Regions from separate parts of the Mus musculus genome. Here region 1 is linked to region 2. The links are chromatin loops, found by intact Hi-C in ENCODE. Cell type or tissue: heart. All regions are shown on one strand. Each heading gives the region's core, and the rest is flanking DNA. Links, peaks and the distances in the headings are about the cores only. Region 1 has its middle 27 kb from the start of Rtp1. Region 2 has its middle 15 kb from the start of Gm30693.

The links. A loop is a pair of places that touch in the nucleus more often than their neighbours do. Peaks named below come from ENCODE experiments on the same cell type or tissue, not always from the same donor. Only the 100,000 strongest peaks of a DNase experiment are listed, where the experiment ranks them.
Region 1: a loop joins it to region 2, with 7 times the contacts of the local background. A loop is called at or near these places in 8 of 42 quality-filtered maps.

What each region holds. Positions count from the first base shown.
Region 1 is chr16:23,398,301-23,406,636 of GRCm38, forward strand. No RefSeq gene overlaps it. Among named protein-coding and RNA genes, the nearest start is that of Rtp1, 27 kb to the right of the region's middle. In heart, for the core only: a CTCF peak has its summit at 5,108 (motif pointing left); a DNase peak (open chromatin) is centred at 5,111; H3K27ac peaks cover 651 bases.
Region 2 is chr16:23,083,770-23,092,105 of GRCm38, forward strand. No RefSeq gene overlaps it. Among named protein-coding and RNA genes, the nearest start is that of Gm30693, 15 kb to the right of the region's middle. In heart, for the core only: CTCF peaks have their summits at 4,175 (motif pointing right) and 4,905 (motif pointing right); no DNase peak of the experiment used is centred there.

The sequences.
Region 1 (8,336 bases), core at 162-8,161, 310 kb after region 2:
CAAATATCCTGCACACCCTCAAGCACCTGCTCCAGCAGAACATCACAAGCCCTCTGTGATGGTTTGTATATGTTTGGCCCAGGGAGTTGTTGTATTAGAAGGTGTGGCCCTGTTGGAGTAGGTGTGCCACTGTAGGTGTGGGCTTTAAGACCCTCATCCTAGCTGTCCAGAAGCCAGTGTTCTGCTAGCAGCCTTCAAATGAAGATGTAGAACTCTCAGCTCCCTCTGCACCAGTGCCTGGATGCCACTGTGTCCCTGCCTTAATGATAATGGACTGAATCTCAAATTTAAGCCAGCCCCAATTAAATGTCCTTATAAGAGTTGCCTTGGCCATGGTGTCTCTACACAACAACGAACCCCTAAATAAGACAGGAGGGCAAAAGGTAATAGGTTGACCCAACTTTTACTGGTCTCGCCAACATGTTTAGTTTATCTATACTGAACTTCATGGCTTCTAAGTACAAAGTAGTTTTACACTCAACATTTAGAACCTATCCGTGGGAAACTTTTCCTGTGAGGGCTGAGCCACTGTCACACCCCAAGAACAGGAAAACCCAAATTTATTGTAATATCTGGACCTGAGTAACTCAGCAGTTTTAGTTGCCCTAAGACAAGTTGCAGGGTAGGGTTTGGTGACCATCTGTGTTCTGATAGCAGCAGGGAGTATGGGTCTCTCATCTGGCAAAAATGACCACCATTTGCCTCCTGTTTGGCTCCTTCTCTTGTTGTCCACTTGGCTTCTTTGTGGATAGATTGGGCTCTGAAGCAATTCAGATTCAAGTGGTGGAACCAAGATCTGGGAAGGTTCCTTCTGGTTCTAGGGTCACCTTCTGGGTGGCAAGTCTACTGCCTTGTTCACTTGGGCCTCTGGGGATTTCCCTTTTGGTGCCCTTTGCAGTGGATTTTAGTGGAAATTTCTGGTTTCTTTGGAAACTCAATTGTGTTAAGTGATACTTTTCTGGAAGCTGTCTTGTGAGAGGATGTTTTATTGAAGCAGACACCTGAGAGAGTGTCTTAGTTAGGGTTTTATTGCTGAGAACAGACACCATGACTAAGGCAACTCGTATAAGGACATTTAATTGGGGCTGGCTTAAATTTGAGATTCAGTCCATTATCATTAAGGCAGGGACACGGTAGCATCCAGGCAGGCATGGTGGAGGGGGAGCTGAGAGTTCTACATCTTCATTTGAAGGCTGCTAGCAGAATACTGGCTTCTGGGCAGCTAGGATGAGGGTCTTAAAGCCCACACCTACAGTGACACATCTACTCCAACAGGTAGGTGTTTAATTGAGACTGGCTTACAGTTTCAGAGGTCTAGTCCATTATCATCAAGGTTAGAAGAGTATGGCAGTGTCCAGGCAGATGTGGGGCTGGAGGAGTTGAAAGTTCTACATCTTGATCCAAAGGCAGCCAGGAGGAAACTTTTCTGCATGCAGCCAGGAGGGGGCTGATTCCACTGGCCAGACTTAAACATACATATGTGACCTCAAAACCCTGCTTCTACAGTGACACACTTCCTCTAAGAAGGTCATACCTCCTCCAATAAGGCCACACCTCCTTATAGTGCCACTTCCCATGGGCCAAGCATATTTAAACCATCACACCTCCTAAGGGCCATATGGACCTTAGTATGGAAAGGTTCATTAGGCAAAAATTACTAACCATTTCATCCTCAAGTCCTCATGGGCTCTGCAGCAGACACAGAGGATATTCATCAGGTGGTGTGAGAGGCTGCACTTTTGTCTGTCTGAGCTGGGTGACCTTGCATGGGTAAAGAGAGTCCTGATCCAAGCCTGAAGCCAACATGGAAAGAGCCAATAACCTGTGTTTCTCAACACCCCCACAGCAGCAAATTTCCCATCACACCCAGCCGAGTTCATCCTTCTGTTCCTAGCTCTGTAGGATGCTGCTTGCTCAACTGCCTACTTAGCTACTGCCTTAGTTAGGTTCTATTGCTGTGAAGAGATGTCATGGCCACAGCAACTCTTATAAAGAAAAACATTTACTTGGGGCTGGCTTACATATTCAGAGGTTTAGCCCATTTTCACCGTGGTTGTGCATAGACAGATAAGATGCTAGAGAAGGAGTGGAGAGCTCTGCATCTGGACCAATAGGCAAAAGGAAGTGAGTGGTAAGCCACCAGGCAGGCTTGAGCTTCTGAGACCTCAAAGTCCAGCCCTTAGTGATGCACTTCTTCCAACATGGCCACACCCACTCCAGCAAGGCCACACCTCCTATTAGCACAGTTCTCCGTGAGCCTATAGGAAGCTGTTTTCTTTCAAACCACCACGGCTATGTAAAATAGAAAATAAATTCAGTTAAACTACTAGTGCTAAGGAGTTGATATAACCTCTGACCCCAGATGAGTCCATGGTTTGACTAATGCCTCCAAGTTGGGAATGTAAAGGCCCTAGAACTTTGTATGCCTTAACCCAACTGACGCCATGATGGAAGCATCATTCAGGCTTTGGAACGCAGCCTGTAGGTAGCAACATCCACCAAAACAAAAACAAAGACCTAATCCATCAATGTCCATAGTTCTGGAAATGTCTCTAGATGTACTAACCTTGTTTTTCGGCATCTGTAGTTCTGCTTCTGGCTAGCTGTTCTTGTTGACTGAGGTGTGTCAGCCCAGTTTATGGCTTTTGTGCTTAAAAGCTCACCCTGAGAAAAGTTCAGGTCTGTACTTGGGTCCCAAACACCCAGTATAGTCGGTGGTTGGCTAATTCTGTTGTCTTGAACCTGTGCCCGAGTGGTCTTCCATGCCTCCTAACAGCCTGACAGAAACCAGGTTGGCCTTGAACTTAGTACATTGTCAAGGCTGGCCTTGTGCTCTTAATCCTCTGTCTTTGCCTCCTATGTGCTGTGATTATAAGTGTGTGCTGTCAAGCCCCAACCTCCAAAAAGACAATTTGGGCTCAGCTCAGGCTGAATTCCGACCCAGTAAGCACTTAGCATTCTTCAGAAACCTTGTAAAGTGAGTTTCTGTTAGCTAATACTTTTTCCTCTGCTACTACAGTCCCCCTCGGTCCCCCAAAATCCAGAGCCAGCATCTAGTCCTCTATTTACTCAAACAAGCCACCAACAGATCAGAGCCCTGTGCTAGATTCCAGCTGTTCCAGATAACTGCCCTCCCCCTCCTCCTCCTCCTCCTCCTCCTCCTCCTCCTCCTCCTCCTCCTCCTCCTCCTCCTCCCCTTCCCCCTCCTCCCCTTCTTCCTCTTCCACATAACACATAGTAACCAGCAAGAGTCTCCCACTATCTTCATGCTCTTCCCTACTCCTGCAGCCCTGGCAATAACCAGGCTGCTGCTCCCCCTTCCTGCTCTCTGTGCTACTCTCTCTGTCCCAGAAAGGCAGCCATTACTGACTCCCCCAGATGCCGCTGGCTGTTCTTTCCCTTATCTACAATACCACCTTCCCCCAGTAATGAATCAGTCACGTTGACAAGGTCTTCACTCTACAAGGTCTTCACTGTCCTCCTCAAATACCAACGCCCACAGGCGTTCTTCTTATTTCCTTAACCTCTTCTTTCCTTCTCCTAGTCTCACAAGGAAGCAAGCCATTACAGATTGTGGCTGCTGGGAAATCAAGGAGGAAGGGAGGTGGAGGTGTTTGTAGGTTTGCCAAATGAGAGTGAGTGAGAGTGGGAGAAAGCGCCAGGATTCTTTGTTCCCTCCACTTCCTGCACTGTCTCCCCCACTAAGAGTTAATTCAGGGGCAGGTTGGTCACCTGGCCAAGGATCTATCCCTCAGGAAGAATTGGCCCACCCTAAGCCAATAATTATCCCTTTACTGAGGCAAGGCATGTTTTCTTCCCAGACACCCCCCACCCCCACCCCACCCCAGCACGGTCTCCTTCACAGTGCAGCCATACAGCTCTATAAGTCTGAGTTACTCACACAAGCGTGACTTTGCTTTTCTTCTTCCTGCCCCCTCTCTAAGCATGCTTTTCCTAATGGTCTGGGCTTTACTTTTCTAATGCTTTGCTTCCTGCCAGGTGGTCGCTTGCCCTCCCTGTGTCTGAGCTCCATATCTGTTTAATTCAAACAGCATGGCTGTGCCCTTCTCCATTCTCCTCTGGGCAAGATTTCCAACTTGCTACCTTATGATTTTCCTTCTAAATTCTAATAAAATTGTCCTGACATTTTTATCTCATAAAGGTCCATGATTCACCAAAGAATGATACCCAGGACTCAAATAGTATATAAAAGCAAAGAGTGTTTTATTCTGCAGAAGTCCAGAATGCTGGAGTCTCCTGTTCCAATGTGGGGATGCCCATGTGAGTTTGCAGGCCCAATTTAAAGTACATCAGGGAGTCCCGGGGAGGTGTAGGTAGGTAACCTCTATCTCTTGGCTCTATCTCTGGGGACATTCCAGAACCATTGCTGGGGAAGTCTGAAAACTGTTCCCGAGGACATCTGGAAAGTGATGCTGACCGTGTCCTTACCTCAGGGCCAACGGCAGGGTAGCTTCTGAGGTCTGGACTTGCCCGGGTCTTGGAAACAGAAATTTAGGCCTAGTCTCCTGTTTGAAGCCAGCTTGAAGCCTGCCACGGAGTCAGCGTGTCTCAATCTGACTGTTTTTAAAATTCTTTTTATCAAAGAGACCAAGACCCACTAAAGGGGGCCCCAATTTCCCTTATTTTAGCAGCAGTGTTACAGTTTGATGTAAAAGATGTGAGTGTGAGAGAGACAGAAAAGACAGACAGACACCAGGAAATGCACACATGTTTATTAAAGAACAGTGTGAACGCCTTCTGATTATGAATCCTTCCCCTGCCAGGCTGTTGTCCGCCACCACCACCCGCCCCACCCAGCATGGATGGCATTCCTGGGGGAAATTTTAATTCTTTGAGTCCTTTGTTTGAATAGGGTGGTATATTTATAATGTGTGTGTGTGTGTGTGTGTGTGTGTGTGTGTGTGTGCGTGTGTGTGTTATATCTGGCAGCATGTTGTGAGGGTCTTCCATGCTGCTGCTTGCAGCTATAGTTCTTATTTTCACTAAAATGCACTGTAATTTATACTTTCTGCCCAACTCCTAATTATGGTTGTCCAAGTTCCTGAAGTAAGAGCAGAAACTGCTGCCCCCTTGTGGCCTGCGGTGGTTATAACCTTCTGAATGGTTGATTTCTTTCTAAATCAACTGGCCCCCAGGCAGCTAGAATTTCAGGATGCCTGCTTGTTCAAATTACATCTAGAAGGTTAGGAGGTCACATGACTCAACTGGAAGGAACGCTCCTGTGAGATAGCTTTTGTTTACAGGAGGAGGCTCAGTTCCACCTCATTCTGGTTTCTATCATCTTATCAGAAGGAATTTGGCACAAGATGCAGCAGTAGGTGCTCCGGTACTTACCAGAGCGTGCAAAGACAGGATCAGTTACTGTGTGGTGAGGTCATACAACATCCTATTCCAAAAATAGAATATAGAGGGACATTTATCATCTATGCCTGTTTGCATGCTCACACATGTGGGCACACATGCATGTGCATGTATGTGTGTACATGGTTGTGAAGTCTTCCTCTTCTATCTTATATATTAAGGCAGGTGTGTGTGTGTGGGGTGTCTCACCTGAAACTCAAGCTCAGCGAATGAGCTAATCTCGCTAGCCAGCGTTCTCCAGGAATTCCATCTTTCACTTTTGAGTACTGTGGTTACAAGGCAGCCTGACATACCCACCTGGCCTTTATGTGGGTGTTAAAAATCAGCACTTGGATCGTCCTGCTTTCACAACAAGAACTTTATCTACTGAGCCAGCACCTCAGCCTGTTATGTCTCTTTTCCTGGGTGTTTTTCTTCCTTTATTTACCTGGTAATATTGAGGGTCAAGTGTTCCTGGCAGAAGAATAAAGAAAGCAAAAACAAAACCAACCAACCAACCAACAAACAGAAACAATAACAATAACTACCTGGCAAATAACTACTGCAATCTATTTGTTTTGTTTATTTATTTCATTATTTTTTCTTTTATGGAAATATTTTTTTTCATACAATATATTCTGATGACAGTTTTCCCTGCCCCTATACCTCCCACTTCCTCCTGACCTCCATTCCTTCTGGATCCACACAGCCATCTAAGGACTAATAGTAAAATAAAATAAAATAAAATTGCAATCTACTTTTATGTGTACAAGAATGATTTGTGGAAAGCCACACACACACACACACACACACACAAACACACACACCAACACCAGAAACACAAGTGAAACAACAATGAAGTCAAGGGGAGGGGAAACAAAGTCAAGGGGAGGCCTGGGGCTTGAGGAGGGGGCAGGGTACGACAGGCCTTGAGATGTTAAGGGGTTGCAGTGTTTGAAGAAAATGTCAGAAAGGTGCTCATGGATCAGCAGAATTAATACAGTAAAAAGGGCCATCCTATCCAAAGCAATCTACAGATCAATGCAGTCCCTACCAAAAATCCAATACAATTCTTCACAGAAATTGAAAGGGAAAATTTCAGTTTCATATGGAAACCTAAAAGAACCCAGGATAGCACAAACAATCCTGAATAATCAAGTCACTGCTGGAGGTCTCACCATCTGCAGTCTCAAGCTGTACTAGAGAGCTGTAGTAATAGAAGCAGCGTGCTGTTGACACAGTATCAGACACATAGACTGATGGAACCAAGCAGAAGATCCAGTCACAAATTCACATATGTATGGACACCTATCTTTTTTTGACAAAGAACCTAGAAATACACAGGGGAAAAAAGATAGCATCTTCAATAAATGGTGCTGTTCAAACTGGATGGCTGCATGTAGAAGAATCCATATAGATCTATACTTACCACCCTGCACAAAACTCAACTCCAAATGGAGCAAAGACCTTAAAATAAAACCATATACACTGAACCTTGTAGAAGAGAAAGTGAGGAATAGCCTTGAACTCATTGACATAGAAAACTCCTTTCTGGATGAAACACTGATAGCATAGGGACTAAGAACAACAGTTAATGGGACTTCGTGACATTGAGAAGCTGCTGCATGACAAAGGACACCGTCATTTGAACAAAGTGGCTGCCTACAGATGGGAAAAGATTTTTATCAACTACCCAGAAAACCAGATATCAAGACAAATCAAGACAACAAACAACCCGATTTAAAAAAAAAACAAAAAACAAACAAACAAAAAAACAGGCTACAGAGCTAAACAGAGAATTCTCAAAAGAAGAAACTCAAATGGAAGAGAAACAAAGAAATGCTCAACAGGGATGGAGGGATGGCTCAGCAGTAAGAGTACTGACTGTTCTTCCAGAGGTTCTGAGTTCAATCCCCAGGACCCACCTGGCAGCTCAGAACTGTCTGTAACTATTGTCCCATGGGACCTGAAAGCCTCTTCTGGTATGTAGATGTACATGCAGGCAAAACTCCTGTTTCATAAATAAATCTAAGAAAAGAAATGTTCAACATCCTTAGTCATCAGGGAAATACATATCAAAACTACTTTGAGACTTCATCTCACCAGTCAGAATGACAAAACAAGTAACAGCTCCTGCTGGAGAGGATGTGTCAAGCGCTCGTCCATTACTGGGGGGAGAACAGACTTTTACAGTCACTATGGAAATCAGTGTGGTGACTCGTTAGAAGTATGGGAATCAATCTATCTCAGAATCCTGCTATACCACTGTCAGGCATATACCCAAAGGATGCTTCATCCTACCATAGAGACACTCTCTCTGGTCATCCAAACCAGAATCTGGAAACATTCTAGATGTCCATCAGTAGATGAGTTGAAAAACAATATACATATATATGGAATATATAAAATATATTATATGCATATACATGACCTAAATAAAGTTGTCAAATCTCTTGTCATCAAATGAAGCTTGGGATTGTGTGATATCAAATTGAGTTGTTGGTCAAAGGGGTCCTATGGAAACCCCTAAAGAATTCAGGCTGTTGCCAAGACTCTAGGTTGTTCTCTACAACTGACAGCAAGGGTCTTTTACCGAAGACAACACACATATTGAACATGGAGAAGTTGGGCTGATGCCTACACAGAGCCTTCACCCCTATGTTCTAGTGTCTTTGGTATAGGAAAGCCGTCTACATGCTACCAAGAGAGAAAAGTAAAACCAACCGACCCCAAACCCTCTGATCTACAGCGGTGTCCTGCCTGCAAGATATGCTAGGGCATGGTGGCACACAGCTTGTGGGAGTAACCAACCAGTATCTGGTTTGACTTAAGGTCCATTCCATGAGATGGATCACAGATATGACACTGTGTGAGTGACCAAGAGTCAGGGACTAGACAGCCCAGGGACTTAGGGTAAAACCAATTACTACTGCTCCAGAAAAAGAAAAAGGAAAAAGAAAGACAGACTCCTAATG
Region 2 (8,336 bases), core at 65-8,064:
TGTGAGTTCCAGGGACAAGATAAAGGCCTTTATTATCTGAGCTATCACTGGCCCTGCTGATCAGTGAGACATTTTACCATGTCTTCTGCTCTTGTAATCAAAAGGACAAAGACTATGGTTGCATATAAATTCTCTTGTGGGCTGGAGAGATGGCTCAGTGGTTAAGAGCACTGACTGCTCTTCCAGAGGTCCTGAGTTCAATTCCCAGTAACCACATGGTGGCTCACAACCATCTGTAATGAGATCCAATGCCCTCTTCTGGTGTGTCTGAAGACAGCTACAGTTTACTCACAATAAATAAATAAATAAATAAATAAATAAATAAATCTTTTTTTTTAAATTCTTCTCTCCTACAATATGTCCTGACCGACCAAAGTTTCCCCTCCCTCCGCTCCTCCCAGGCTCCACCCCCTACTTCCTTTCTCCCCCAGACCCTTCCTCCTTTCCCTTCAGATAAGAGCTGGACCCCCAGGGATAGTAGCTGAACATGGCATAACAAAATGCAATAAATCTAGGCACAAACCCTCACATTGGGCCGGGTGAGGAAACCCCGTAGAAGGAAAAGGGTCCTAAGAGCATCCAGAAGGTCAGACACACCCTCCACAGCCACTGTTAGGAGTTCCACAAAACACCAAGCTAACAGCCACAGCATATACACCAAGGACCTAGCGCAGACCCATGTAGGTTCTGCGAATGCTGCTTCAGCCTCTGTGAGCCCCTAAGAGACCTGCTTAGTTGATTCTGTGGGCCATGTTCTCCTGGTGTCCTCAACCCCTCTGGCTTCTATCATTCTTTCTCCCTGTCTTCAATGAGGTTTCTCCAAGCTCCAAGGGAAGGGACCAAATGCATATCTCCAATTTGGACTCTCTCTCCACCTAAAATTTCATTGTGCTTCTCTGTATCGGCTCCCATCAACTGCCAGAAGAGGTCTCTCTGGAGATGACTGGGCCAGGGACCCATTTATGAGTATAACAGAATATCATTAAGAAACTTTTTTTGGTGGGGGAGAAGGGGATAAAGACATGGTTTCTCTGTGTAGCCCTGGCTGTCCTGGAACTCACTCTGTAGGCCAGGCTGCCTTCGCCTCCCAAGTGGTGGGATTAAAGGGGTGTGCCACCACTGCTTAGCCATTAGGAATCTTTAATTGTTTTTTCCTCTCTATCCTTGGTCTCCAGGCTTTCCAGCCTCTAGTTCCAGTCATCCAGTCAGTGTGGGACATGGGCTCCCTCTCATGGTGTGGGCCTCAGATTAGAGCAGTAATTGATTGGCCATTTCCAAAAGTCCTAAGCCTCCACTACCCCAGCACAAAATGCAGGCAGCACAGATTGTAGGTTGAAGGTTTGGTGACTGACTGGGTTGGTGTCCCAGTCCCACCACTGGAAGTTGGCTGGTTACAGAAGTTGGCTGGTTCAGAATCTATGTCCTCTGTTACTGGGAGTCCTTGCTAAGGTCACCCTTGTGGAATCCTTGAGTCTCTACTGCACTACGTTTTCACAGTATCCCCCAAGTGGCCTCCAATAATGGTCACCTCTCCCCCAAAGTCTCTCCTTCCACTCCTGTGACCTGATCTCTCCTGTCCCCATCTGTCCCTAATCCACCTGCAAAACCTTTTCTATTTTCCATTCCCAGGGAGCTCTATGTGTCACCTTTAAAACACTTTCCATTAGCCTTTCTGGGTCTATGAATTGCAATATGATTATCCTTCACTTACAGTTAATATCAATGTATAAGTGAATACATACTGTCTTAGTCAGGGTTTCTATTCCTGCACAAACATCATGACCAAGAAGCAAGTTGGGGAGGAAAGGGTTTATTCGGCTTACACTTCCATACTGCTGTTCATCACCAAGGAAGTCAGGACTGGAACTCAAGCAGGTCAGGAAGCAGGAGCTGATGCAGAGGCCATGGAGGGATGTTCTTTACTGGCTTGCCTCACCTGGCTTGCTCAGCCTACTTTTTTATAGAACCAAGACTACCAGCCCTGAGATGGTCCCACCCACAAGGGGCCTTTCCCCCTTGATCACTAATTGAGAAAATGCCTTACAGTTGGATCTCATGGAGGCATTTCCTCAACTGAAGCTCCTTTCTCTGTGATAACTCCAGCTGTGTCAAGTTGACACAAAACTAGCCAGTACACATACCATGTTTGTCTTTCTAGGTCTTGGTTACCTTACTCAGGATAATTTTTTCTAGTTTCATCTGGTTTTTTTTTTTAATAGCTGGGTAATACTCCATTGTGTAAATGTACCACATTTTCGGTATCCATTCTCTGGTTGAGGGACATCTCGGTTATTTCTAGTTTCTGGCTATTGTGAGTAAAGCTGCTGTGAACATGGTTGAGCAAGTGACCTCATTGGTAGAATGGAGCATCCTTTGAGTATATGTCCAGAAGTGGTATAGCAGGGTCTTGAGGTAGATGGATTACCAGTTTTCTGATTTCCATAGTGGCCGTACAAGTTTGCACTCCCACCAGCAATGGAGGAGTGTGCTCCTCTCTCCCCATCCTCTCCAGCAGAAGACTATGTTTTTAAAAAGAAGAAGACAAATGAATGAGTCAGGTGGCCTAGTGACTGAAGAGTGACTGGGTTCATATCAAGGAGATCTGCTAGTCTGTACCTCAAGTCTATGTCTGCTGCATTCCAACTCGGGTGGCTGGGTCTAAGGGCACTGAGCTTGTGGTCCAGGCTCAGCTTTGGTTCTCACCAACTGCAGAAAGGATGGTTACAGAGCTGCTGATGGGGAGTGCAGGAGACTTTCTGCCATGCTGCTGTGTTCCTCAAAGCAGGAGTGAGAGGGCGTGTATGTGCATGCACTCGTGTGTGTGTGTGTGTGTGTGTGTGTGTGTGTGTGTCAGAAAGAGAGAGAGAGAGAGAGAGAGAGAGAGAGAGAGAGAGAGAGAGAGAGAGAGAGAATGTGTATGTATTCTGTGTATGTGTGCCTGGGGGGGGGGGGAGGAAGTGTGTGTGAGGCAGGGAGGGAGAGAGAGGAAGTGTGTGTGTGTGATAGAACCCAGTGCCTTACACAGAAGCAATCTATATGTGAAATAGACCCTCAGCTCCAAAATTTTATTATTTATGGTTTTGTCGTGGGTGTGTTGTTTTGTTGCTGTTGTTGGAGGTACTGTTTTTAACTGATTTATTTATTTTGGTTTTTTGAGACAGGTTTTGTTTTATTTTAGCTTGTTTTAATATCTATCTATCTATCTATCTATCTATCTATGTTTTGTTTTTGTTTTTTGTTTTTTGAGACAGGGTTTATCTGTGTAGCCCTGGCTCTCTTGGAATTCACTCTGTAGACCTGATTTACCTTGAACTCAGAGACCTGCCTACCTCTGTGTCCTGAGTGATGGGATTAAAGGCCTGTGCCACTACCACACAGCAAGAATTTATAATTTTTCTGTTTTTGGATTTGTGATCTTAAGTGGAACAATTTTTATTTATGATTTTGCTCAGCATATTGGGGAAGACATGACCCTCAAGGCCTTCAGGCTATTTCTGGTCTAGGTGCTGATATAAATGTGAGGAGTTCAAGGGAAGAGCAACACTAGATTGTCCCCTCTCTGTTCCCTTTTCCTGACTGTAGATGCAATCTGACCAGCTGCCTCACACTCGGGCCACCATGACCTTCCCACGGTGATGGACGACGCCTTCAAACTTAGAAATGAAACAAAGCAGGAGGAGCGAGGAGAGGACGCAGCAGGCGATTTCCGGGCATGAAAACTTGAGAGCCTCTCACTCTACAACCTATGCTTTATAGCACCAAGTACAAGTATTTTGGAAATTTTGGTTTGGGAGCCTAGGGTTTAGAATACTAAATTGATGTTTTCTTTGGAAACATCAGGTAGTCAACTTCTAAGTAGGCGTGGTAAAGATGGATTTTTTTTTTTTTTTGGTTGGTTGGTTGGTTGTTTTTGTTTGTTTGTTTGTGTTTGTTTGTTTGTTTGTTTGTTTTTTAAGACAGGGTTTCTCCTGGCTGTCCTGGAACTCACTTTGTAGACCAGGCTGGCCTCGAACTCAGAAATCCGCCTGCCTCTGCCTCCCGAGTGCTGGGATTAAAGGTGTGTGCCACCACGCCCAGCCTTGGTAAAGGTTTAACCACACAAATCAGAAAGCACTTGGTAAATGATAATGACAGATTAATTTTGCTCTGGTCTGATTTTTCTCTTCTTGACCACTTGGTGGCAGAATGAAGCCACAATAAGAGGACATTTGCAAGTCTCCTAAGGGTTTTTGTTTTGTTTTGTTTTTTATTTTTATTTTTTTAAGATGTATTTTTTAAAATTTATTTACTTTAAGTAAGTACACTGTAGCTGTCTTCAGACACCCCATAAGAGGGTATCAGATCTCATTACAGATGGTTGTGACCCACCATGTGGTTGCTGGGATTTGAACTCAGGACCTCTGAAAGAGCAGTCAGTGCTCTTAACCTCTGAGCCATCTCTCCAGCCCCCTCCTAAGGGTTTTTGTTTGTTTGCTTTTGCTTTTCCTTAAAGATTTGTTTGTTTGTTTGTTTTGATTTTTCGAGACAGGGTTTCTCTGTGCAGTCCTGGCTGTCCTGGAACTCACTCTGTAGACCAGGCTGGCCTCGAACTCAGAAATCCGCCTGCCTCTGCCTCCCAAGTGCTGGGATTAAAGGTGTGCACCACCACTGCCCGGCTAAAGATTTATTTATTTATTTTGTGTATACGAATATATGTGTAGGTAGCTATCTCCAGACACATCAGAAGAGGGCATCAGATCCCATTACAGATGGTTGTGAGCCACTATGTGGCTGCTGGGAATTGAACTCAGGACCTCTGGAAGAGCAGTCAATGCTCTTAACTGCTAAGCCATAGTCTCTAGCCCCTTTAAAGATTTCTCTTATTTACTTATTTTATGTATGTGAGTGCTTTATCTGCATGTACACCTGCATGCCAGAAGAGGGCATCAGATCTCATTACAGATGGTCCTGAGCTACCATGTGGTTGCTGGGAATTGAACTCTGGACCTCCAGAAGAACAGCTAATCCTCGTAACCACTGAGCCATCTCTCCAGCCCCCAAGTCTCCCAAGTTTTAACATTTGGTTCCTTCTTTTATTTAGTGGGAAAGAAAAGTAGCAAGCCATACATACAAACACAGGGCCTGTTCTAGTGTCTGAATGAGACATTGACTGAGCTAGCGGGAGCTGCCTTAAAGATCCTTCTCCTGGTTATGAGTAGCATACAGTTATAACGGTAGCATTCAGGAGTCTGATCAGGAGTCTGAGGCAGGAGGATGGTTATTACAACATTACCTGAGCTAAACAGCAAGCCACAAGCCATGTTGGGCCAGTCAGCAAGCAGCACTCTCCATGGCCTCTGCATCAGTTCCTGCCTCCATGGCCTCTGCATCAGCGCCTGCCTCCAGGTTCTCTGAGTCTTTGTCCTGACTTCCTTCAATGATGAGAAATGATTTAGAAGTGGAAGCCAAATAATCACTTTGCTCCCCAAGTTGCCTTTTGGTAAGGGTTTTTTCATCACCGCAGCAGTAACCCCAAGACTGTCATGTAGTCAAAGACACGTTATAAGCAAAGTGAAGCACTTTTTGTTTTCTTGGTGGTGATGATGGTTTTGGGGGGTTTAGTTTGATAGATATCTCTCTCTATGTGGCCGGGATGACCTAACCGGTGAGCCTTCTGCTGGCACCCTGTGAGTCAACATGGCAACCTTGCTTTCTTGGGTTACACCTAAAGTGGCTTTCATGAGAGTCCTATCAAGCTATTACTGGCCCACAACAATCCAGAAACTTGTCAAGAAACTAAAGAATGAGCCAGTTCCCATATCTAGGAAAAACACTAAACGTAAGATGCCTGACGATTTCAAACGAACCAAATTCAAAACTAACTCCAGGGCCTGGGGATATGGCTCAGCTGCTAGAGTGTTTGTCTAGCATTACAAGACCCTGTGTTCCGTCCCTGGTAGAAACTGGATGTGGTGGCCCGTGCCTGTAACACTAAGGGCTTGGGAAGTGAAAACAAAAGGATTAGAAACTCAAGGCCATGCCTGACCACATAGTGAGTTTGAGGTCAGCCTGGACCATGTGGGACTCCATCACTACATTAACTTAATTCGTTAGCTAATGTAGAAAACAAACTCTCTGCAAAGCAGATGTCACTGGCTAGCAAGCTCATCTTTACCATGCCCAACTCCATCTTTCTTTCTCTCTTCTCTAGACTGGTTGGAGCTGATGAAGGAGGGAAGGCCATGGGCCTCTGGGTCCTATCAGCCTTTACTTGGGAACACTCTCCTGCCGTGCGCAGCAGGCCCTCCCATCCAGTACTCTCTTAATACTCCCAGAGCCAAACTCATCAGCCCCTCAAGAAGCACTTGCATACACTAGCTGCACTCCCAGGAGCTGCACACAGCTTCCACCCTAGCCACAGGTAGCTCCTCCTCTCCGGGGGACAACACCCTTACAGTTTGGGTCTTGGCTATTCCAATCTCTGTTCATGGCTCCTTTCCAACCTCTTCATTTTTCTTTCTTTTTAGGATGTTAGCTGCTTCTCCTAATTGCGATCTGCACAATACTCCAATGTCTTCTCTTTGTTCATTTGCCTTTCAAGTTCTCCAGTATCTAAGTAACAGAGTTCTGCAGTATACATAAGCATAGTCAGCGAGGTGTGTCCATCAGTAACTAGACTCTGACTAGCAGGGTACAATTGGGCCTCTATGCCTGTGGGCTCTGTTTTTTTGTTTGTTTGTTTGTTTGTTTTGTTTTTTTGTTTTTGGGGGTTTTTTTTGTTTGTTTGTTTGGTTTTTGGTTTTTCGAGACAGGGTTTCTCTGTATAGCCGTGGCTGTCCTGGAACTCACTTTGTAGACCAGGCTGGCTTCAAACTCAGAAATCCGCCTGCCTCCGCCTCCCGAGTGCTGGGATTAAAGGCAAGCGCCACCACGCCTGGCTGCAAACCATTTTAAATTGCGTTTTGAGGCTAGGGAGATGGTGATTAGTAACAGCACTTGCCATGAAAACCTGACAGCCTCAGTTCAGATCGCCAGAACCCATGGAAAGCTGGATGCACCCTAAGGGAAGATTGAAGGTGGAAACATAGAAGCTTCCAGAACTTTCTGGATGAAGGAGACTAGAGTATGCAGAACAGAGATAAACAAGAAACACCCTGCACCAAATAAAATGAAAGATGGGGACTGACACCCAAGCTTGGCCTCTGACCTCTACATACATGCCATGGCATGTTCATTCTCTCACACACATGTGCACTCACATGCACAAAACAAATAAATATTTAAATTGCATCTGAACATGTATACACTTGTCTTGTTATTATTCTCAAACAGCATCATCTGACAACTACTCCCATTTACATTGTGTTAGGTTTACATGCAATGTCAGGTTGTGCACATGGAGAACATATACAGGATACACAAATATTACTTTATACAAGGGACTTGAGTCTCTGCCACAAGTTTCACAACTGTTGTCCAGCTGGGTGGGGGTGGGGCAAGCGGGGACAAGGGTCTCATCTCAGAGCAGCAATGGGGAATGGCTCCAGCCAGAGAAGGCCACTGGGTGATGCTGCCCTTTTGTCACTGGAGTCCCAAGCAGGAGCCCCTGGTTGTGATCAGAACCCACCACTGACAAGAAAGTGCAGGGTCCCATGCAAAACTCAGCTTCCTGGCCAGGCCAGGTGTTAATGGGGGAGAATCTTGGAGACAGGGGAAGGGGCTGAGGAGAGAGGGGCAACTGGTGAATGGCAATGAGGGAGGGTATGGGGGAGGGAAGAGGAAGTTACACTGTGTGCTCTTCTCCTTTCCAGAGTTTCTGTTTCTGCCACACCTCCAGGAATCTTCATGGGAACAGCTCCCTGCTGAAGCAGCCTTGAGGAGCCAGGTGGAGGATGTGGGCCCCTGTGCATTGGTCCCTGCCAGGAGCAGGTATGGCTGTCAGTGCTGCCTCAGGACTCCTGTTCCCCCAGGCCATCTACTGTCACCTGGGCTTAGGGGTGGGGGAATTCTGTGGTGTCCAGGCAACCTTTCCAGCTCTAAAGTGCTGTGGGTGGGAGACTTTTAACACAGTTTTCATAGTCCCACCTCCCCATTCATCCAAGAAATCCACCACTGCCCTTGGGCTTGGCCTCTGTTCGTCTTCCCCACCCTCTTCCCTGTCCCTTCTCACTAAAGTTCCTGGCTCACCTCTTCCTTGTCTTCTATCACGTGTTGCAGCTCTTCCACTTGGGAAGTCATAGGAGCAATTAAGAACATCCAGCCTCTCATGCCAATGATTTGATTAATTAATCTCTTGGTTACTTTCTAGTGCACAGGTACCTAGTATCTATGATAGCCCTGGGACTGTGTCAGGATTA